3 separate regions of the Mus musculus genome follow, and regions 1 and 3 are each linked to region 2. A link is a contact called in ENCODE Hi-C or POLR2A ChIA-PET data. All regions are on one chromosome and are shown on one strand. Each heading gives the region's core, a stretch centred on a gene start or an enhancer-like site at or near the end of the contact. The rest is flanking DNA. Distances are from core to core; before and after follow the strand shown.

Region 1 (3,844 bases), core at 405-2,904, 160 kb after region 2:
GTGAAGAGATGAGGGCAGAAAAGACTGAAGTATACCAGGAAGGGAGGGCTAGAGAGATGTCTCAGTGGTTAAGAACGTTACTGTTCTTGCACAGGGCCTGGGTTTGATTCCCAACTCCCACAAGGAGGTAACAATCTTTAACTTCAGTTCCAGTGAATCCAATGCCTTGACTTTTGTGGACATCAAGCGTGGACATGGTGCACAAACGTACACATAGGCAAAACACTCATAAAATAAAATGTGATGAAGGGGTCTGGCAGTAAAAGCAAGCAAGTTTCACAGGAAAAGGAGGTAGAGCCAGGAAAACAGACACTGAAGACTGCAAACTCATTCAAAGGAAAGGTCAGGAAGTTTTGCATTTTCTTGAAATTCGTGAAAATTAACGGTATCTCTACTAGTAAGAGTAACTTCTAAACAGCCTTAAGACCCAGACTGATTGTGCTCGGATCCTACACCAACAAGCTCAATCCTGGAGCAGTGCTCACACCTGAAATTCCCACCACACTGGATACTGAAACAGGAGAAATGCCCAGGTTCCAGGTGAGCTGGGGCCACAGAGCAAGACTCTGTCTTTAAAAGGCAGTCACAGGGACAGTTCTAACAACTCCTGAATGCTTCCTCTGGTAACAGCATGAGCCACAGGTCACAAAGAATGAAGGCTGAATGTACATTGACGCATCTCCCACACATAACTCGGAGGAATCACCAGGGCAAGTTTACAAGCAACAGAATGACCCTCTGAACAGTTTGATCATGCAAGTTCAGGATGCTGTAATTTTCAACAAATGCACCGTTGGCTGAGAGAATTTAAGAAAAATTATACACGTCCCTGACGCCAAAAAGAGGACCCTTGGGCCGGACGTGGTGGCGCACGCCTTTAATCCCAGCACTTGGGAGGCAGAGGCAGGTGGATTTCTGAGTTCGAGGCCAGCTTGGTCTACACAGTGAGTTCCAGGACAGCCAGGGCTATACAGAGAAACCCTGTCTCGAAAAACCAAAAAAAAAAAAAAAAAAAAAAAAAAGAGGATCCTTAAAGGACGTCTTTATAACTAGACCCTCTACCACATCATCATCCCTACAAATCAAGATTGCATAAATGTTCGAAGTAGGCTTGGAGACCGTGGACTCGCACCTCGGGATCACACACAACTGTCACCCCAAGTCACCCACTGGAAACCCCACGGCCCTGACTAGGTCTCTGACAGGAGTCGGTGAAGCACAGCCGAGCCGCACATTACAAGGTGGGAAACCATTCCACCTGCAGAGACGCGGGGCCACCTCTGGCCGTGACAGCAGTGCGCGCGCGCCCGCCCGAGCCGCAGCCCGCCCCGAGGCCCGGTCCGCCGCCCTGGGAGAGCCGGCGCGCAGTCCCGGGACGGCGGGCGCGGCTCCCCGAGGCCCGCGCAGCTCCACTGGCTCAATCCCGGCGCCCGACCGGTGGCACCGCCTCAGAGACCCGGAGGGACGGCCGGGAGCCGGAGCCCAAAGCTCGGACGCCAGGGGCGTGCGGGGCGCAAGAGTTCGCGGGACCAGAAGGCCGCCCGGACCCGCGGGTCCTAGCCGGCTTCCTACCTCACGGGCCCGCGACTCGCGGGCAGCGCGCTCAGCAACGCCCGGCGGAAGTGAAGGGCAGCCCAGCCGCTGAAGAGGGTCTGCGCCGGCCGGAAAGGGGGCCAGGGCATGGGGACGGGGCGGGACGCGGAGCGCAGAGTTCCGGGACCGCGGGGGGCCTGCGACCTTCCGCGCTTTACGGCCCGCGGCAAGGGTAAGGCGGGCGCGCGCGCCGACGCGCCGTGACGTCACCGCGGCGGACCGGCCCGCACGTGCGCTTGTTTGGGTCTCGCCAGGCCCCGCCCCTCCCGCGCCACCTCCGCCTCCGCCTCCGCCTCCGCCTGGTTGACGACGAGTGTGCGGGGACCTGCCAACGTCCTCCGTCCCCGCTCCGGGTCTCCCGCCGGCCTCGGTGTGTGGGCAGTTCGGGTGATCGTCTGCCGCCAGGCCTGAGCTCCGATCCTGCGCGAGGGGTCCGCAGCCCAGAACCACATCTCTCTGCCCGTGGTCACCGTTGTCCGTCCCTGCACGTCGCTTAAGGCCTTTCAGTGCTTGGCTTGGGCAGAAGTTGTACTGTGGGCCTGGCCGCACCTTGGAGGCCGAATCAGCTGACCTTATTTCCCATCTTACTCCTTGCGGCTGCCCAGAGGGAAAGCATTGTTCACTGGAGCCTCAGAAACATCTTCTGCCTTCCATCCCCCCACCCCCGCCCCCAACTCTCAGCCACATCCCCTAGTTTCTTTCACAGCACTCGTTACTAGATTAAATATATGTGTCTCTACACTGGTGTAGACGTGGCCCTCAGATATCTTGAGGACCTAACCTTACTCAGGTGCAGCTTCTCAACACCTTCACCCCGCGCCTGGCGCACACCATCCAATCATCCTTCGCACAAGCAGCAAGCGAAATGGTGTGCTTTAGTTTAGCCTATCTTGTCTTATGAGCTAGTCTTGAACATTATTGCTAGGCTGTGTACCTTGGTGCTGTCTTGAGCGCTCTGACTAGGAACAAGAAGGCTTCAAGAATCTCCTTTTCATGATGTCATTCATTCCCCAGCTTGCTTAGTTTATACCCAACTCACTAGCCATGAATTTCTCCAAGACTGCCCAGATGAGAACTGACAGTAAGACTCAACTCTACCCGGTTCCTTTTTTTTTTTTTTTTTTTTAGTTTATTTGTTTTATTTAAGTTTATTTGTAGCTGGGCAGTGGTGGCACACGCCATTAAACCCAGCACTTGAAAGGCAAAGGAAGATGGATTTCTGAGTTCGAGGCCAGCCTATTCTACAGAGTGAGTTCCAGGACAGCCAGGGCCACACAGAGAAACCCTGTCTCAAAAAAACAAAACAAAAACAACCAAAAAAAAGTCTATTTGTTTTATTTATTTATTTATTTATTTATGTGTATGTTTTTATAGGCAAAGTCTCAGTCTAGGCTGGATTCAAATAGGTACAGAGGATGACTTAGCTCCTGGTCCTCCTGCCTCCACCTCCCAAGTGGCTTGCTTCACCACACATTCAGTTGCCCTTGTTCTCCTGAAACATTAAGCTCAAGACATTTGGAAGCCCCTAGTAGATGAATCCTTTCACATTTTTGGTTAAGTTTTTAATGATACCTATCCCCAAAAAATGAAAATGAAAAGACACTGACCAATCAAAAATATTTGGGGATAGGTTTTTTTAATTTGTCAGGGAACCAAAGGTTTTTGGGTTTGTTTTTTGTTGTTTGTTTGTTGTTTTTCCTGAGCCATCTGCCTACTTACAATTTCCAGACATACAAACTTTGTAGCAACCTAGTTATCTACAGGACAGGGTGAATGAAATGAGGTGGTGTGTTATCTATGTGTCACACGTAGGGAATGTTTCTCTCACCCACAACTGTTACTGACTCTACTAGAAATTGCTAAGTCTATCCGAGCAGTGATGGCACACACCTTCAATCCCAGCACTTGGGAAGCAGAAGGAGGTGAGTCCCTGTGAGTCTGCGGCCAGCCTGGTCTACAGAGGGAGTTCCAGGACAGCCGGAGGTACATACAGGAACACTGTCTCGAAAATAAAAGATAAAATAAGTGTTAAGTCTGAAAGCTCTTCTTGCGCGCGCCAGACTAGATGCTGCAACAGGATCCTTCTGCACACGTTTATTGGGAGAGCTTGATTGTAGAGGCGAAGAGACCCCAAGCCCAGAACTGGTGCTGCTTATATAGGCCTAGGAGAGGCGTGTCTCACACCCGGATTGGTTATGCACTACGCCTCATTTGCATGTTCCTCATCTGATTGGCTACTCTCTTTCTCTCT
Region 2 (4,205 bases), core at 551-3,050:
ATCCTTTTGTTTCCCTGTGTGGTTTTGTTGTTGTTGTTGTTTTTTGTTTTTTTTTTTTTGTTTTTGGTTTTTTAAGACAGGGTTTCTCTGTGTAGCCCTGGCTGTCCTGGAACTCACTCTGTAGACCAGGCTGGCCTCGAACTCAGAAATTCACCTGCCTCTGCCTCCCAAGTGCTGGGATTAAAGGCGTGCGCCACCACGCCCGGCTCCCTGTGTTTTTAAATGGTCAGAAAATACTGACCAGTAGAGATTTTTGTCTCAAGTTGTCTTCATTTACCACCAACATGCTGAATGGTCAGAGTGGGATAGAAGTGTCCCAGAGTGGTGGGAAGATTCAAGGATTCTAGTTGGAAACTGACTGCAGACTGGCAGAGTTCATCCTGGGAGGTTCATTTAATCTCTTGGTACGGAACCATTAATATATCCCCTCTGTACAAAGTTTTTCTCAATTGAATTAGAACCTAACCTTTGTCATGCTGGCTTAGTTGACACCTTGTGTGAAGCCAAGTGTGACGCTCTCAACCCAAGGAGGGGTCACTAGTGTGTAGTAAAGCAATGTTGAAGATGTTGCGTACAGGTCAGCAATACAATTTGCTGACACAGGCTGGACCTGTGGTTCACAGGGGGCCGGGGCGGGGGAAGGGAGGTCTCTGTGAGTTGGAGAGCAGCCTGGTCTATCTACATAGTGAGTTTTGGGTCAGCCAGGGGCCAACAGTGAGACTTTGTTTCAAAAATGGAAGTAGGGGGAGTCTAAGTCCTGTTTTTTGTTTGTTTGTTTTGATTTATTTATTGTTATATGTAAGTGCACTGTAGTTGTCTTTAGACACACCAGAAGAGGGCATCAGATCTCATTGCATATAGTTGTGAGCCACCATGTGGTTGATGGGATTTGAACTCAGGACTGTCAGTCAGTGCTCTTACCAGAGCCATCTTGCCAGTCCCTAAGTCCTGGTTCTTAAAGAAGATGTCCAAGCAAAGGCCCTCGTGTTGTGTTTAATATTGACTATAACTTTTGGGACTTCAAGTTACAGGCCAGGTAGTTTCCTTGATTTTGTTACTTTTTTCTTCTTCTTCTCGAAACAGTCTTAGGTTGGCTTCAACCTTCCTGCTTTCACCTCCTGAAAGCTAGGATCACAGGCATATGCCGGGTTATGAGATGAAGGGTATCAAATCCATGTCTTTGTACACTCTACCAACTGACCCCTACACCCCCAGCCTCTCCCTGTTTTTATTCTAAAAGTTCACAGTTTTACTTTACATTTGAGCGATCATCTTGAAGGCCCATGAGCAAGGATTATAACCTATGTACGCTTAACATTCATCGAATTGTCGCCTGCTTCTCTAGGTAAGAAATACAGGTCAGACACAAAATGAGGCTCTCAGATACCGGAATACATTCGGTTTTGAAGTTCATCTACACACAACAAAGTTTTTAACCCTTCCTCCTCCACCCACCGTGAGTCACCGAACTGGCGAAATATTCCACCGGCCATCTTAGTTGTGTCAGTCCAAATTCACTTCTCTTTTTTCTCTTCCGTGTCAACAATCGAGAGATTTATACCACGGTGCCCCTACGCAGGTTTTCTCAGCAGCTCCAACAGTTCCTCCGGGAAGGCTATCCACTTTCCCGCCAGCCGGGTCCAGGGCGTGGGCCCTTCCTTCGCAGCGCAACCTCCGCTGCTTTTCACTCCGCCGCGGACTCCCGAGTCTACCGCCCGCTGGGGAGGAGCCACGCCAGCCCACGCCCGCGGCTCCGCCCCCTCATTTAAATACACGTCGCCGGCGGGTGCGTCGAGCTCGCCGCGAACCCAAGATGGCGGTGTGTGGACGTGTACGGGGGATGTTCCGCTTGTCGGCGGCGTTGCCGCTGCTGCTGCTCGCGGCAGCAGGGGCCCAGAATGGTCACGGTCAGGGCCAGGGTCCGGGGACCAACTTTGGGCCCTTCCCAGGGCAAGGTGGAGGCGGCAGCCCGGCCGGCCAACAGCCGCCTCAGCAGCCTCAGTTATCGCAGCAGCAGCAGCAGCCGCCGCCTCAGCAGCAGCAGCAGCAACAGCAGCAGTCGCTTTTCGCGGCGGGCGGGCTCCCGGCCCGGCGGGGCGGAGCGGGGCCCGGTGGGACTGGCGGAGGCTGGAAGCTGGCGGAGGAAGAGTCCTGCCGGGAGGACGTGACCCGTGTGTGCCCCAAACACACCTGGAGCAACAACCTGGCGGTGCTCGAGTGCCTGCAGGACGTGAGGGAGGTGAGGAGGTGGGACGAGCCTGGGGAGGAGGGCCGAGCCTGGTGCGGGCCGGAGGGTGTCGCCGGCCTGGAAGCCGCGGATGCCGGGCTGCAGCAGCAGCTTCCCTCTGCTCTTTTCCTTCAGGGCTGTGCTCGCGCCTCTCTCTTTCCTGCCCCTCACTCCCGGGTGCGTTCGGGCAAGCGGATCCCACCCCGATCCTTCCTCCTCCGGTCCCCTAGTTCGCTCCCTGTCGTCGCGGTGTTCTGGGATCAGGACCTCGGCTCACGGCCTCAGTAGGCGCAGGCCTAAGGAGCGTGTTTTCTGTTTGCGCTCCTGTCTTTTGTGTGATGCTCTATGCAGAGCGGTTCCTCGCCGGAAAACCAGTTTAGGATTTGTTTGCTATCCGTTTCGACCTCGCCAGTTTGTAGCAATGGATTTCAACGTGGAAAAAAAAATCGGTACATTTAAACTGCTAAAGATCGATCTGCTGTTTATTTAGCAGTAGGCGCTTGGTGAGCTAACCTGGGTTCTCTTCTGGTGTGAATGTAGTCAAAAGCCGAATTTACTGTTTCTACCACATTCTTTTTTAATTGGTAAATCTTTACTATTTACCTGGTGCTGAAACTATGCTTTTTTTTTTTTTTTTTTTTTTGTCTTCACTTCCTGTGGTCAGTTTGTAAAGGACCTCATTTTTTAGGCTGTTCCTTCATGTCCCTTGGAACCCTATAAAGTCTGAGAAAGTTGCAGGCAGCATTTGATGCTATATAATAAATATAAGGTGTTTGTGGTCTGTAGTGGGGTCTTTCTGAAGTCTTAAGATAGTTGTTTTTGAGACCGGATCTGCTTGTAGCCCAGGTTGGCCGCCTATGAGAGGCATCCTTCCGCATCTGGCTGAACCACTTCATCTAGTTTGAAATAATTTTAACAGTACCTTAGTGAGTTCTTCTAGAGCTTATATTACTTGGTGTGCTCCAGTTAAAAAACATTGACAACTTCTTTTCTATATTTGATGCTGCAGACGTGAGCATATTGGTAGAAATATTTGTTTTCAAAGGTTTAGATAAACAAGATTACTCCCAAAATCTGGCAAGTAGAAAATTGCTATTTGGCCATCTCATTTGGAATACTGTATCTTCAGGATTGTTCAAGGCCATGATGTGACCACTGGTTTATAGACATTTGCTAGTCTTGCTTTAGTGTTATGCAAAGGTAAGGCCCTTTTTTTTTATGGCACATCCTGTTAATTCTGGAACTTGAGAGGAAGAGGCTGGCAGATCTCTCTCTGAATTTGAGACTATAGCCTAGTCAAAGTAGAGAGTTCCAGACCAGCCAGGGTAACAATAGGACTTAAAAAAACCAAAGTCATAAGAGGAAAAGACATACAAAATCAAGAGCCAGAAAGTTTCCAGAGCTACCAGAAATGTGGAACCTTACGTGGGTCACATGTATAGCTTGAAGATTGGAAAGTAGATATAGCCAATAGTCTTTTTTCTTTTCTTTTCTTTTCTTTTTTCTTTCTTTTTTTTTTTTTTTTTTTTGGTTTTTCCAGACAGGGTTTCTCTGTGTAGCCCTGGCTGCTGTCCTGGAACTCACTCAGTATAGACCAGGCTGGCCTCGAACTCAGAAATCGGCCTGCCTCTGCCTCCCAAGTGCTGGGAGTGTGCCACCGCTGCCCGGCATAGCCAATAGTCATAACTGTTAAACTTTTTTGGAATTTTCTATTTGATTTTTGAGGATACTTACTAGATGTTGTTTCCTTAAGGTGAGATTGTCCCATCTGTTAGTAGATACATTGTTACTGTATTGATGTAGAAATAGGATATTATTAAGGGAAAGTGGCAAAAAAAGTCCAGTTGAAGGAGTGCCTAAAGCTATGTACATTATGAACACCTATATACCTTTCCTTAGAGGAGCACTGAATGGTCTTCTGTCATGCATGTAGTGGCCCTCTCCGTCCATAAAGAACAGACTTGTCTAATTTTGGAGT
Region 3 (3,822 bases), core at 1,055-3,554, 230 kb after region 2:
GGAGTGCACCAATCGGCGTCTAGTGCTGTAGTGCTCTGCAGTGCTGGGTGTCCTGACAAATGAGAACTGTCTCATTTTTGACATCATCTAAACATCTCTAGAATTCTAGAGCCAGCTCTAAACTTAACTGCACCACTTTAGCTTGAGTTTAGTGTCTGTGTGGAACAGGACCTTGTGAGCATCAAAAAAAAGTTATTGAACTGGACACTATTTTACGCCCATTAGCACAGAGTTTTTAAACACACCCGCAAAGCACATGACATCCTGACTCAGCCAACCACAACTCCAAATGATCTACTTACAACTTAGTCTATCACTCTGACAGAAGCCCCAAAGGGGCAAAAAGATGGTGACACAGGCTGAGTGTGTGTGGAGGGGTGGGGTGGGGGGTGGGGATGGACTTGCATTCCCACAGGATCTTGCTAGTCACCATAAGGAGTCAAGGTTTTCAGAAATCTTGTCACACCGCCTTCTCTTTTCAGCCCTCCTTAACAATGGCTACAGTTCGACTTTACCTTTAGAGTCATTGTTGCTGAAGAAAACAACCTGCTTCTCTCCACAGACAAGCTGAGGGAACATTACTTTCTAGAGCACACTTGAACCTCCCACCTTTGCCTAAGTAATGAATGAGGACTGTGTGCTAAGAGCCAGTGGAGAACCAGTGCCCCCATAGGGTGGCCACTACATACAGACTACACCAGAGTTGTATACTGGGATCTAACATGTCCATTACCCTATGAAGACTGAAGGCTGTTGAAAGCTGTGTCCCCACTCTGACCATCCCAGAGCTCGGGAGGCTGAGGAAGGAAAATGGAGGGTTGGAGGTTTCCAGGTCAGAGACCCAGCCCCCAATAAATAAATAAATAAATGAATAAATAAATAAAGTTTCCAACATTAAAACTTGTTCTTTCCTCAATATACATAACACGTCTGTAGCAGAGGCAGGTCCGAAAACAGTACATCCCAGCAGGGGCTTAAAAGGCCTTCAGAACTTTTATTTATTTGTTTGTATTTGCAAGCTTGGGGCCAGACCCAGGGCCTTGAATTACAAGGTGACTTCAGCCACAGGACCTTGTAACATATTTCCATTTACAAGCTAGCCGTTCTGCCTGGCCTCTCCTTTCCCTTCTTCCTAATGAGGTCGTTTTGATCAATCACAAAGAAACATACTTAAGCAAACCTTTCCTTTCTTCACCAGGTCTCTCCTCTTTATACTGTCTCCTAGCCTCAAATGATTTATTTGGTGTGACTATTTAATGCTCACCTCCCAATCACAGTCTATGTTACATCTCAGTAGGAATCCTGGCTGGCTTCACTTCACCGTTACAGTGTATTTTCAGTATCTAGTAAAGTGGTCGTCACCCATGCTCATGATTAATTATACTAATCTGTAAATAGCATGCTCTGCACTAACATACTCCAAAGCACACCAGGAAACTTAGACTGTTTGAAAAAATTGCTGAATATATTTGTTCGGGTGAACCTGAAGGTATCAACTATTCTGTTTTTAAGAATCGAATCGGGCCGAGGGTCGTAGCACACGCCTTTGGTCCCACCACTCTTGAAGATCTCTGTGAGTCGAGACCAGCCTGGTCTACATAGTGAAACCCTGTCTCAAAACAGCAACAGAAAGAAGCGAGTCTGGAGTGCTGGCTCACGCCTGTAATTCCAGCACTTGAAATGCTGAGGCAGGAGAACTGCCGCGAGTTCAAGGCCAGCCCGGGTTACAGAGTTGAGTTCAGGCCAGTCTGGGGTAAGGTGTGAGAACCTAATAAAGAATGAATGAAGATGCCTCTTAGAGAGACTCCATTTATCTTAGTCACCCTGCTCTTCAGGCCTGGTTCCCTAACCCCCTAAGAGATTAAAATTAGAGGAGACAAACCCTTAGCTCTGGGTGGCGACTGAAGAGCAACCGCGATCTTCCCAAGGTCTTGGTCCTCTGCAAGTCCACCAGAAACCACACCACTCTCAGTGCTCCGAGGGAATAGCAAAAGCTACTCTCGAGATCCGGCTCCTGCGGAGACCGGGTCCTGACCCAGGCCAGGGGCGGGACCGCCCGGCAGCCCGCTGCAGCTGCCCCTCCCCCTCCAAGCGCCGGCTCTTCTCGTAGAGCTCTCGGGGCTCACTTGCTTTTTTTCCCGAGGGTCCGGGTCCCCAGGTCCTTCCTTGCCCGGAGCCCACCGCCACTCGCCGGCAGTTACCTGCTCCCTCAGATGCGCACAAGAAGCTATACTCACCCGCCACAACCGGTGCCAGAGCCGTACCTCACCATCCAATCAGAGCGCTCTGATGAAAAGTGACCCGCTACGCCTTGTCATCCTCTGATATGATTGGTCCACTGGCATGCCAATCATTCGGAGCGCGAATGAGCTAACAAGCCGGTTTCTGGGAAGGCTCCTGGGCTCGGCTGATGCAATGCTCAAGAAAGCTAGGACATGGAGTGTCACGTGACAGGGTTGACTATTGGCTTCAGGAGGCAGACATTTTGGGTTCTATTGGCAAAGCCCTAATAGTTGACAGTTAACAAGAGGAATGAAAACATGAATTTGGTGGCGATCACAGATTTTGGCATAGAACTGTTTAACTGCAAAGTGATACACGTACCTCAAAGGTTCGTTTTTCGGCCTTTTGAAACGGAGCAAGGTGGTCTTGAAATCAGGGGATTTGCCAGTCTTGCAGGTGTGCACCAATCAAATGTTCTTATTGTTATCGCGTATAGATCGGCATGCCTTCTTTAACGGTACCCTGGACTGAAATAAGTGCTTCAACCACGCCGAAGCGCTTTGGCACTGACTGATACGTCCGGTTCTCTCTTTGAGACAGGGTCTGGATAAATTGTCCAGGTTGGCCTTGAATTTTTCACTCTTGTCTTAGCCTCCGGAGTAGGAGGCAGTACAGTCCTGTGACATTAGGCATAGCTTTATATTTGTCCTTCAGGTCCCAATAAGAAGAAATTCGGGTCTTGATTTTGAAGAGGAAGAAATGACGTAACCCAAGTTAAAGGACATCTGTCCCTCTGTTTGCTTTAGAAAACAAGTCAACATTCTTAGGAAACGCCTACAACGGTGACGCACATCCATAGTCCCAGCACTTGAGAGCCAAGAGGATCAGAGCTTAAGGCTACCCTTGGGCCTTGGGCACAGTCTCAAAATAACACACACAAAACCTAAAATCTATAGGTAAGGCATCACACTAAAAAGTTCACACACCGTTTAATTTTTAAACTGTATTATCAGGTCTGCTAGTACCACTTTTTCACAGATGAGGAAACCCCAAATTACACGAAAACTTTTTCATGATGTACAGCTTTACAGAACAAAGAGAGTCATAAGTCAAGGTAATTTTAAAATATAGTGATGGTTATATCTGAAAGGCGACTATAGCAAGATGGAAAGCTTTTCTATAGACCCAAGATGTTATCTGATGGCATCTTTAGCTTTTTGGATGGTGGAAGCCAGTGGTCTGGTAAGTTAATAGATTCCAAATGGTTTCTATCTGTTAGTACAAGACTTTATTAGTTCAAACACAGAAATGGACAAAGAATGGTTGTTTTCAGAAGGCCAGAACTAGTCCAAGACAAATTCAATTAGCCTGTGAGCTTACGACATTCCTGTCTTCACAGTACTGACCTCAGATCTAATCAGTCAATTAGTATCCACAGACATAGTATAGTCTCTTTCCAGTTTTTGTTCACAGCTATATACCAAGACCTTGTCTTTTTATTTTTATTTTTTCCTCTGTTTTTACATAGTCCCTGGCTATCAAATAACTCAACAAATAAACCAGGATGGCCTTGAACTCACAAAGATTTGCCTGCCTCTG

The links. Hi-C counts contacts between places; a loop is a spot of excess contacts on that map. ChIA-PET counts read pairs that join two places held with the same protein, here RNA polymerase II (POLR2A).
Region 1: a loop to region 2 is called in a map of heart, with 3 times the contacts of the local background. The contact joins the promoter of Pdpr here to the promoter of Glg1 in region 2. A Hi-C loop is called at or near these places in 1 of 37 maps with a recorded cell type or tissue (heart). POLR2A ChIA-PET finds 5 or more read pairs at or near these places in 1 of 5 experiments (embryonic stem cell).
Region 3: a loop to region 2 is called in a map of heart, with 1.8 times the contacts of the local background. The contact joins the promoter of Aars here to the promoter of Glg1 in region 2. A Hi-C loop is called at or near these places in 1 of 37 maps with a recorded cell type or tissue (heart). POLR2A ChIA-PET finds 5 or more read pairs at or near these places in 2 of 5 experiments (Patski and embryonic stem cell).

Annotation. Positions count from the first base shown.
Region 1 is chr8:111,092,555-111,096,398 of GRCm38, reverse strand. Pdpr (pyruvate dehydrogenase phosphatase regulatory subunit) reads right to left here and starts at 1,654. Exons shown (of 18, transcript NM_198308.1): 1 at 1,573-1,654.
Region 2 is chr8:111,256,805-111,261,009 of GRCm38, reverse strand. It overlaps Glg1 (golgi apparatus protein 1), which reads left to right and starts at 1,800. Exons shown (of 26, transcript NM_009149.3): 1 at 1,800-2,239. The coding sequence starts at 1,814.
Region 3 is chr8:111,032,324-111,036,145 of GRCm38, reverse strand. Aars (alanyl-tRNA synthetase) reads right to left here and starts at 2,304. Exons shown (of 21, transcript NM_146217.4): 1 at 1,883-2,304.